Regions from separate parts of the Homo sapiens genome. Here region 1 is linked to region 2. The links are chromatin contacts, found by Hi-C in ENCODE. All regions are on one chromosome and are shown on one strand. The core of a region is the stretch at or near the end of the contact, and the rest is flanking DNA. Distances in the headings are between cores, read along the strand shown. Region 1 holds the start of QRFPR (pyroglutamylated RFamide peptide receptor). Region 2 has its middle 91 kb from the start of TNIP3.

Evidence for each region. Hi-C counts contacts between places; a loop is a spot of excess contacts on that map. Pooled maps may share reads with other maps.
Region 1: a loop to region 2 is called in a map of MCF 10A, with 3 times the contacts of the local background. The contact joins the promoter of QRFPR here to the enhancer-like site in region 2. A Hi-C loop is called at or near these places in 1 of 168 maps with a recorded cell type or tissue (MCF 10A) and 2 of 50 pooled maps.

What each region holds. Positions count from the first base shown.
Region 1 is chr4:121,378,841-121,384,276 of GRCh38, forward strand. It overlaps QRFPR (pyroglutamylated RFamide peptide receptor), which reads right to left and starts at 2,178. Exons shown (of 6, transcript NM_198179.3): 1 at 1,468-2,178. The coding sequence starts at 1,807. RefSeq lists an enhancer at 1,964-2,748.
Region 2 is chr4:121,252,608-121,257,992 of GRCh38, forward strand. No RefSeq gene overlaps it. Among named protein-coding and RNA genes, the nearest start is that of TNIP3, 91 kb to the left of the region's middle. Within about 2 kb of position 3,929, at least 7 of the 41 ENCODE cell types and tissues checked have a DNase peak (open chromatin) inside an H3K27ac peak, as active enhancers do.

The DNA of each region.
Region 1 (5,436 bases), core at 928-3,427, 120 kb after region 2:
CACCATAAAATCCCACTTTGCATAATTATTTTCACCTTTACAAATGGAGCTATAATCATCCCCAGCACAAAGAAGCCTCATAAATCTGCTTTCACAAACATTTAGAAATGAAAACTCATGTGCTTTTCCCCAAAAACCAAGTTCCGTATGATGATCAAAAAATACCCCATTAATTTTATGGAGTTAGTTGCACTGAGCAACTTTAAAATGCCCAAATACAATTACTGCATCAGAGTGCATAAGAAAGTCTCTAATCCATAAATCAAGGTCTTACTTTCCACATTGTGTATTACTTTCAAGTCAATGCTCTGTACTCAATGTTTAATGCTTTTTTGAAAATATTTACATTATAGATTGATAAGAATCAAGGACTTTAACATTCTGACTGACTAACAGCAAACTCAGTTTAAGCTAATGAGAAAAAAAGCAATGCTCACGATCTCAAATTGGTAATGGTAGGATGAAACACCCTCCATGAGTTTAAGAGAATTAGTAATGGGATAGAAATAGCAGAGATTGAAGGCATAATGATCTATTTCTCTTACATTTCTAACCATTTTGATGTGGCCACAAGAATACACCCAACCGTGAAAAAGGGGAGGCCCATGGTGCACCTTAAGCACTGGTGAGAATACAACACACTACTGCTCCTGGGTTTACACCAGGGCATTCTCCAGCTGTGTTCTTGGAAAAGCTGGATCATCTCAAGAAATATATCTTTTTTTCCAACCTCCACACACTGCTCCCAACTCAGTGACTCCACCTCTCCTCTGTCATTTTTTTTCCCCCATTATACGGAAGGAGGAGAATGTTATCTCTTCTTTTATAATAGGAGGGCATCAGTTTTCTGTGTTCCTTCTTCCTGCATGACACTTAATACAGTTTTTAAAAGGACTAGTTCAATATATTTTTTCTGCACATGAATTATATTTGTTTTATGCTCATAGGTACAAGAAGCTGTCTGCAAGCAACTGGGAAGTGAGGCTGGAGGGTGGGGGAATGAGGAAATGAGATTTTTAACTTTGGTTTAATTATTTGAAATATTTTTATCTCACTTTTAGTAAGAAAACTAGGGGAGAAAAACCTGGTAATGACGGGAAAGGGAGCTGAAATAAGTGGCGAGGGGTGCGACTTCCTGCCTCACTGCTCGGGACCTTTCCGAAGCTTTTCCCCAACCTATGTCTCTAAGCCACAAGGAGGAAGCACTGGAGGGGAATCAGAGGCGGCCAAAAGAACTTATGTCCAGGTGAACACAGGTGGCGAAGTTCTAAGAAAGAGCACCGGATTCATTTGACAGAGAAGTGTAAGGAAGAGACAGACGAGAGAGAGACAGACAGACGAGAGAGGAGAGAGAGAGAGAGAGAGAGAGAGAGAGAGAGAGAGAGAGAGAGAGAGAGAGAGAGAGAGATCCCCTGAAAGGCAGAGGGTTAAGAGAGAAGGAGCGAAGGAGCGGGGCGCGACTCTTACCCCCCAGCCAGTTGTCGGAAATGTTCTGGAGCATGGTGACGGGAATGCAGAAGAAGGTGATGAGCAGGTCACTGAGCGCCAAGGAGCAGATAAAGATGTTGGTGACGGTGCGCATGGCCTTGCTGCGGGTCACCACGTAGAACACCAGAGCATTGCCAAAGAGCGCCAGGGCGAAGATGAGCACGCCGGTGAGCACGAGGGCCAGCTTGGCGCGTCCCGGCAGCTCTGGGGTGTAGACGAGCGGTCGCAGCCGGTACAGAGCGATGAACTGCTCCCGCGTCAGGTTGTGGTCCCGCAGCAGCCGAGAGAACTGCTCCGGGGTAATGTTAAGCGCCTGCATTGCTGTGCGCTCCCGGGACGCGGGGCCACCGCCCGCTACTGGCTGGCCATCCGCATCTGCGGGGCAGCGAGGGCTTCGGGGGACCAGCCGGAGGCCGCCTCCCTTCCTCTACTCTGGAGTCAGCCGCGCGGGAGGGCTCTAGGCTGCACCCCGGGAGGTTCGGGAAAGGAGAGCAGCTCAGGGATCAAACCCACGATAAAGAGGCGGGAAGCCAAAGCACTGGGAGACTCGATCTCAGTGACCAAAAAATGTTCGCGGTTCAAATAAAGTTCTTCCCTTGCTCTTCCCTAAGGCGAGGCGCCGCCACGGTCTGGGGTGCTGGAGCGCCACGCGAGGGTCCTGGCGCCTCTGGCTCCCCGCCTTCTGGCCATGCGATGCGGACGCCGGACCCGCTTGGGGAGCGGTGGAGGGTGGGGCTGAACTCGGTGACGCCTCCCTCACACCCAGCTTCAGTGGCGCCAACGCCGCTTCCCCGCACCCTCAGGGCGAGGGAAGACTTCCCTGGCTCACCAACTTGCTGCCGCCCAGCGCCTTTCTCAGGGCATGGCCCCAGTCAGGTAATGCTTGTATGTGAAACTGGGTATTGGGGGGTTCCACAGTTTCAAGTTTCTCCTCTTGCGTAATAATGGGAGCCACAACTACCCAAGGCAAATAGGGCTTATTTTAAATTATTTTCTGTATTGAAAAATAATTAAGATAGTTAAAATATAGAACTTGGGAAATGGCAAAGATAATACAGAAAGATCCTGCGTACCCACCCTTCACCCAGTTTCTTTCATTCATTACATCTTATTTAACTACGGAACAATACAAAACCAGGAATTTGACACAGGTACAGTGTTTGCATGTTTTTATCTCAAGTGTAGATTCCCGTAACCGTCAGGATACAAACTCTTCTATCACCACAAAAATCTCCCTGGTGCTTTTTATACTCACACCTAGCCCCTCCCTCCACCATCTCTAACTCCTGGCAACCACTAATATGTTCTCTCTTAACTTTTGTCAGAACATTACGTAAGGGAAATCATACAATATGCTGCCTTTTGATATTGAATTTTCTTCGCTCAGCCTAATGCCCTTTAAATCCATCCAAGTTGTTGCATGTATTAATGGCTGTTTCTTTTTATTGCTGAGGCTGTATCACCGTTTATTTAACCATCCACCTCTTGTAGAACATTTTGGTTGATTACCATTTTGAGCTATTAAAAATAAAGCTGCTATAAAGAATCATGTACAGGTTTTTGTGTGAACATAGTTTTCCTTTCTATAGGAAATGCCAAAAGTTTTGATTATTGAATCTGTAATGTGTATATTTAATTTTTAAAGAGATTGACTACTTTTCAGAGTGGCTGTACAAGTCTCCATCTCTACCATCAATGCATGAGAAGTTACGTTTCTCCACATCCTTGCCAGCATTTGGTTTTGCTGCTTTTTTTTTTTAAGCTATTCTAATAGATCTGTAGTGATATCTCTTTAGGGCCTTAATTTACATTTACCTAATGGCAAGTAATATTGAACATCTCATGTGCTTATTTGCCGTCCTTGAATCTTCTTTGGTGAAATGTCTTTCCATGTGTTTTGTCCGTTTCTAATTGCATGGTTTAGTTTATTTGCTGTTGAAAGTTCTTTTTATATTCTACATACAAGTCCTTTGTTAGTAAACGGTTTGCAAATATGTTCTTCCAGTCTGTAGCTTGTTATTTATCTTCTTAACAGGGACTTTCACAGAACAGCTTTTAGTTTTAGTGAAGTCATATTTATCAATATTTTCTTTTATAGATAGCTTTTAGTGTTCAGTCTAACTTCACCAAAGCCTATTTCTCAAAAACTTTCTCTTAGGTATTTTTCTAAAAGTGTTATAGTTTTACATTTTATGTTTTGGGCTCTCTATTCTGTTGAATTGATCTATGTGTCTATCCTCCACATTCTTGACTACTGTAGCTATATAATAAGTTTTGAAATCAGGTAGCATGATTTCTCATACTTCATTCTTATTTTTCAAAATTATTGTAACTATTCTAGGACCTGTGCCTATTCATATACATTTTACAATCAACTTGTCTATGTCTACAAAAAACCTTGCTGGGATTTTGATAGAAATTGACATATTTACTAGGTTGAGTTTTTCAATCCATGAGAAGAATGTCTTTCCATAAATTTACATCTTTGATTTATTTCAAAGGCATTTTACAGTTTTCAGCATGTAAGTCCTGTACATATTTTTAGATTTGCACCTAAGTATTTCATTTTGGGCGGACATTTGTACACGGTACTGTACTGAATTTCTAATTTTTGGTTCCATGTGTTCATTACTAGTATGCAGAAATCCAATTTATTTCGTATGTTGATCTTGATTCCTCCAATGTTGATGAATTCACTTAATTTTATTAGGAGGTTGATATGATTTGGCTCTGTGTCCCCACCCAAATCTCATCTTGTAGCTCCCATAATTCCCATGTGTTGTGGGAGGGACCAGTGGGAGATGATTGAATCATGGGGGTGGGTCTTTCCACGATGTTCTCATGATAGTGAATGGGTCTCATGAGATCTGATGGTTTTAAAAACAGCAGTTTCTCTGCACAAGTTCTCTCTTTGCCTGCTGCCATCTATGTAAGATGTGACCTATTCCTCCTTGCCTTCCACCTTGATTGTGAGGTCTTCCCAGCCATGTGGGACTGTAAATCCAGTAAACCTCTTTCTTTTGTAAATTGCCCAGTCTTGGGTATGTCTTTATCAGCAGTGTGAAAATGGACTAATACAGAGGGTTTTTTGGTAGATTTCTTGCATAGACAATCACATTATCTGAGAAGAAAGACAGTTTTATTTCTTCCTTTCTGATTTGTATGCTCTTTATTTCTGGTTTTAGCTGTTGTTTGTTTGGTTGTTGTTTTTGTTTTCTTTTGTTTTTTTTTTTTTTTATTTTTTGCCTAACTGCAATGGTTGGAGTACACAGTTTACTATGTTAAATGGCAATGGAGAATGGAGATCATCCTTGTCTTGTCCTCAATCTTATAAGGATGTATTCAGCCTTCTTTCACCATTAAGTATGATGTTAGTTGCAGATGTTCTTTATCAACTTGAGAAGGTTACTGTCTATTCTCAACTTCTTGAGAGATTCTATCAATGGTGTTAAATTTTGTTAAATGATTTTTCTGCATCAATTAATACTATCAATGTGATTTTTTTCTTCAGCCTGTTAAAATGGTGAATTGCATTGATTGACTTTTGAATATTGAATCAGCTTTGAATATTTGAAATAAACCCCATCTTAGTCGTGGTGTGTAATTCTTTATATATATTGTTAAATTCTATTAGTTAGGATTTTAAAGAATTTTATGTATATCTTCATGAGGGCTATTGGTCTGTAACTTTTTTTTCTTTTTGTATTTTTTATCCTGGTTTTGGCAGTCAGGTAATAATAGCATCATAGAATGAATTGAGAAGCATTCTCTCCTTTTCTATTTTCTGGAAAAGACTGTGTAGAAATGGTATTAATTCTTCTTTAAATGTTTGGTAGAAATGGTATTAATTCTTCTTTAAATGTTTGGTAGTATTCTCTAATGAAGCCATGTGGGCATGAAGAGTTCCTTTACAGGTGTTCCTAAATGATGGATTTAATTTTGTTAATA
Region 2 (5,385 bases), core at 2,679-5,178:
TGACATTTCCAAGATAAGATCTTTTACCTGACCTCCCTTGAGAAAATAGTAGCAACCAATTGCCAATTGCTTTTTATCAGGATTCACATTATCTTGGTGCTGTATTGTTGAGGGGTTTATGTTAATTTGAAACACATGAAAAGTAACAGAGGACAAGAGCAAAATTCTGGAGCATGGTTCCAGGTAATTCTTCCATGTGCTCCCGGGTTTAACGTAATGTTAAGAGAATCGACTCCCAGCCAGCACAATGACTGATTGACAGAAGTGTGCTGTCTTTGGGCATGGATTCTTGCAGTTTGGAATGTCTCCCTGCTTCTGTTGTGTGAAATAATTGGGTTAACACAGAAGCTCACTACCTGGAAAGATTAAACATAGGGGCCTCATGTACTGTTTTAACTAAACCATTTCTTGAACATCTTTAATAGTTCCTGACAAAATAGGGTCTCTTTGACTGTTAAAATTGTTATTTTTAAAAACACTATGATACTTTTGTGTATAGATAATTATAGAGAAATTTAAAGTGACCCACAATCTCACCACCCCAAAAAATCAAATTATGTTTAAAGGAATACATAAATATATTTCAAAAATTCAAGTAGTGCTGAGAATAATAAAATGAAAATTAGAAAGTCTTTCCTCATCTCCTTCCCCCCTGAAATTACCACTATTAAGTTTCCTTTATAATGTTTTGGTTTTATGCATACAATAGAACAGTTCTGCAACTTACTTTTTGCACAAAATAACATCTTTTGGAAAGATATTTCCATATATCAACATATACACGTATAGATCTACCTCGTTAGAAAAGTCACAGAGAGAAAATCATTCACCATGTTATCATAGTTTTTATCCAAGTCTAGAGCCTGTGATAAAAGAGTTTCATACAAGTGTATCTTAGTCAACTTGAGTTGCTGTAACAAAAATAACATGAAATAGGTGATGTCAAGAACAGAAACTTATTTCTCACTCTTCTGGAGACCAGGAAGTTCAAGATGAAGATGCAAGTAACTCGGTTCCTGGTGAGGGCCTTCTTCTTGGTTTGCGAGTAGATGCCTTCTTGCTGTATCTTCACCTGGTGGGGACAGAGAAGAAGCAAACTCTCTTGTGTCTCTTCTTATAAGAGTACTAATCCCATCACAAGAGCTCCAACCTCATGGTTAATTACTTTCCAAGGGTGAAACCCTTCACCTCCAGATACCACCACTTGGGGATTAGGATTTCAATATCTGAATTTGGGGGAATTTAACAAATGTGCTGTCAATAGAAAAGTGTTTTTTCTGAAATGACCCCAGGGATCATGAGTGAGGCATAGAGAAAGTGTGCCTCACCTGCAAGATGGCCTCCTAGTTCCCTGCCTCCTAGTATTCACACTCTTGTGTAATCCCCTCCTGCATTGAACCTGGGGTGATCTATGTCACCAGTAGCATACAGTACAAGTGACAGTATGTCCCTTCTGAAACTAGGTCATTAAAGATAGTGTGGCTTCCTGCTTGCACTCTCCTTTGCCCTCTGTTACATCGCTCACTCTGGGGAAAGCTGGCTGCCACCTCGTGAGCAGCAGTCCATGTAGTGAGAAACTGAGTGCTCCTGCTCACATCCCTGTAAGTAACTTTAGAAGTGGGTCCTCCAGCCCCAGCCAAGCCTTATGATGAATGCACTCCTAGCTCACATTTGGAATGCATCCTCATGAGAGACCCTGAGACAGACAGAACCACTCAGCCAAGCTGCTTCTGAAGTTGACCACAGAGACTGTGAGAATAAATGTTTGTTGTCTTAGGCCGGGCGCAGTGGCTCATGCCTGTAATCCCAGCACTTTGGGAGGCCGAGGCAGGCGGATCACGAGGTCAGGAGATCGAGACCACCCTGGCTAACATGGTAAAACCCCATCTCTACTAAAAATACAAAAAAATTAGCAGGGCATGGTGGCAGGTGCCTGTAGTCCCAGCTACTCAGGAGGCTGAGGCAGGAGAATAGTGTGAACCCGGCAGGCGGAGGTTGCAGTGAGCCGAGATCGCGCCACTGCACTCTTAGCCTGGGCAACAGACAGAGACTCCGCCTCAAAAAAAAAAAAATTGTTGTCTTAAATCACTAAGTTTTTTATGTAATTTGTTGCATGGCAATAGATAGCTGATACAGGAAGTCAAGCAGAGGAGGGAAAGGCAGTGTAAGAATGTGTTGGTCACCTTTTTTTTTTCTTTTTCTTTTCTTTTTTTTTTTTTTTTTTTTTTTGAGACAGGCTCTTACTCTGTCACCCAGGCTGGAGTGCAGTGGCATGACCTTGGTCCACTGCAGCCTCAACCTTCTGGGCTCAAGTGATCCTCCCACCTCAGCCTCCTGAGTAGCTGGGACTACACACGCATGCCACCATGCCTGGATAATTTTTGTATTTTTTGTAGAGACGGGGATTCACTATGTTTCCCAGGCTGGTTTCAAATTCCTGAGATCAAGTGATTCACCTGCCTCAGCCTCCCAAAGTGTTGCGATTATAGGTATGAACCACCATGCCTGACATGTGTTGGTTACTTCTATGGTCAACTGATGCTCCATCCAGCAGGACCTTCTGAGGAGCCTTATGTAATGAATGTCAGAATTGTCCCTCTAGAAGATCCAAGGGGGAAGCATTTCCAGCAGCCCCATCCTTCATTTGTCAAGTATGCTCTATCAGTGTTAACTCTTCAGTACTTCCAGGTTACACGTGGGTGAGCACCAAGTGGCTTCCCATGGGCTTCCCATGCCACACTATGAGGTATATGACATAGCTCAAAGCAAGACTATCAGGTCGTGCCTGTACAAACCTGGTTGAAGCCTGCTCCAAACCATAGCTACAGGGATGGAAAAGAAGTACATCTGATGTAACCATATACATCACATTTCCCATGATCTTCCTTTTCATACATGTGTACACCACTTATTATTTTCAACATAGCAATTTCCTCTTGGAGTTTTAAAAAATATTGAAATTGAGTACATTCACTATAATTAACTTCTTACTTCATGTGATAAGTCATGTTTTATTGTTAATGTGTCTATTGCTTAATTCTATATGAATTTATAGTGCTCTTGAATTAAGAAAATCATTGGCCATGTGCAGTGGCTCACGCCTGTAATCCCAGCACTTTGGGAGGCCGAGGTGGGCAGATCACCTGAAGTCAGGAGTTCGAGACCAGTCTGGCCAACATGGTGAAACCCCATCTCTACTAAAAATACAAAACTTAGCCGGGTGTGGTGGCGGGTGCCTGTAATCCCAGCTATGCAGGAGGCGGAGGCAAGTGGATCACTTGAACCCGGGAAGCAGAGGTTGCAGTGAGCCAAGATCATGCCATTGTACTCCAACCTGGGCAACAAGAGTGAAACTTCATCTTAAAAAAAAAAGAAAAAGAAAAAGAAAAGAAAATTATCTTTCCTTTCAATTTGAAATTCCTTAAATTAATCAAAGATTACATATTTTAGTTGATAGTACCAAAATTAAAAACAATTTCAAATCTCCACATTGTTAATCCACATCTCTCATGTCCCTTTAGAGTCTGTGATTAAGAGAAGCAAGAGAAATTGAGCACTTTGGGGAGCATTATGAACTAAGATGAATAACCACTTCCTTTTGCAAATTAGAAATTGCAGCTGAATTCAACTGTGAGGGATGTTGAAACATTGATATTTTTCTTTTTATTTGAATTTTATTTTAATTTTCTTTGGTTAGATGACTTCTCAAAATTGCCCTTCTGTTTCTTTAATGTTGACCTTAAATGCATGGTGGCATTATAGCTGCACCAGGGAAAAAAAGATACTACTCAAATGGGACTCCTTGACTTTGTGAATCTTTCTTTTCTGAAATTAGATGGAGAAATGTGTTGGCAGAAATGGTCTTTAAGAAAAAGGCAGTGACTCAACTTCTGAAGTGAAGCCAGGTTCTCAGGCTACAGGGTGCTGGGGTGGGCAGAGAGAAAACTCATTTCAGTAGAGTACAGGAAGTTACTTAATGCTGCTTATGAGTCAGAAGAGGGTAGAATCAGTTATGATTGAACTCTCTTTAGTTCCACCTAAATGCAGATAGTTTAACATGTGTATAAAACATATATGTGTGTATTTTTATTCATCTGTGTCCTATGTTTTGCTTTGATAGGAACCTCCCAACCCCCATCCCTTTTCTTCTGTTTGAGTCCAATAGTAATGAGTCACTGACACCTATTGCTTTGAAAGTAAGGACTTTCTAGGTCAGAGATTTTTTTTTCAAATATTACTATACATTTCCCTTTATTCAGTGCCTTTAGTGGGATCACATACAGAGGTCTGTATTTCAAAGAATTCTTGATTTGAGAAAAAAAGAGATAATCTATGTTCACAACACATCTGGTCTGTGCTAGGCACTTTATATACTGTCTATTTAATCCGTAAGCACATAGTAGTCTTCACTCTGAAAAACAAGAAAATGGATACAGGGGCTCTGTTATGTTAATGTAACCACCCAAGGTTCACCTTGCCCTCTGCCTAGACAGAGCTGATTCATCAAGACAGGGGAATTGCAATAGAGAAAGAGCAATTCATGCAGGCTGTGCAGGAGACCGGAGTTTTATTATTTCTCAAATCAGTCTCCCTGAGCATTTAGGGAGCAGCGTTTTTAAGGATAACTTGGTGGGTGGGGGAAAGCCAGTGAGCCAGGAGTGCTGATTGGTCAGATATGAAATCATAGGGAGTCAGAGCTGTCTTCTTGTGCTGAGTCAGTTCCTGGGTGGGGGCCACATGATCAGATGAGCCAATTTATTGATATGGGTGGTGCCAGCTGATCCATCAAGTGCAGGGTCTGCAAAATATCTCAAGCACTGATTTTAGGAGCAGTTTAAGGAGGGTCAGAATCTTGTAGCCTCCAGCTGCATGACTCCTAAACCATAATTTCTAATCTTGTGGCTAATGTTAGTCGTGCAAAGGCAATCTAGTCCCCAGGCAAGAAGGAGGTCTGCTTTGGGAAAGGGCTGTTACCGTCTTTGCTTAAACTATAAACTAAGTATCTGCTGGGCGCAGTGGCTCACGCCTGTAATCCCAGCACTTTGGGAGGCTGAGGAGGGCGAATCACAAGGTCAGGAGATCGAAACCATCCTGGCTAACACAGTGAGACCCCCGTCTCTACTAAAAATGCAAAAAAATTAGCCAGGCATGGTGGTGGGCAGCTGTAGTCCAAGCTACTCGGGAGGCTGAGGAAGGAGAATGGCGTGAACCCAGGAGGCGGAGCTTGCAGTGAGACGAGATCACGCCACTGCACTCCAGCCTGGGCAACAGAGCGAGACTCCATCTCAAAAAAAAAAAAAAAAAAGTAGTTTCTCCCCAAGTTTCTCCCAAAGTTAGTTCAGTCTACGCCCAGGAATGAACAAGGACAGCTTGGAGGTTAGAAGC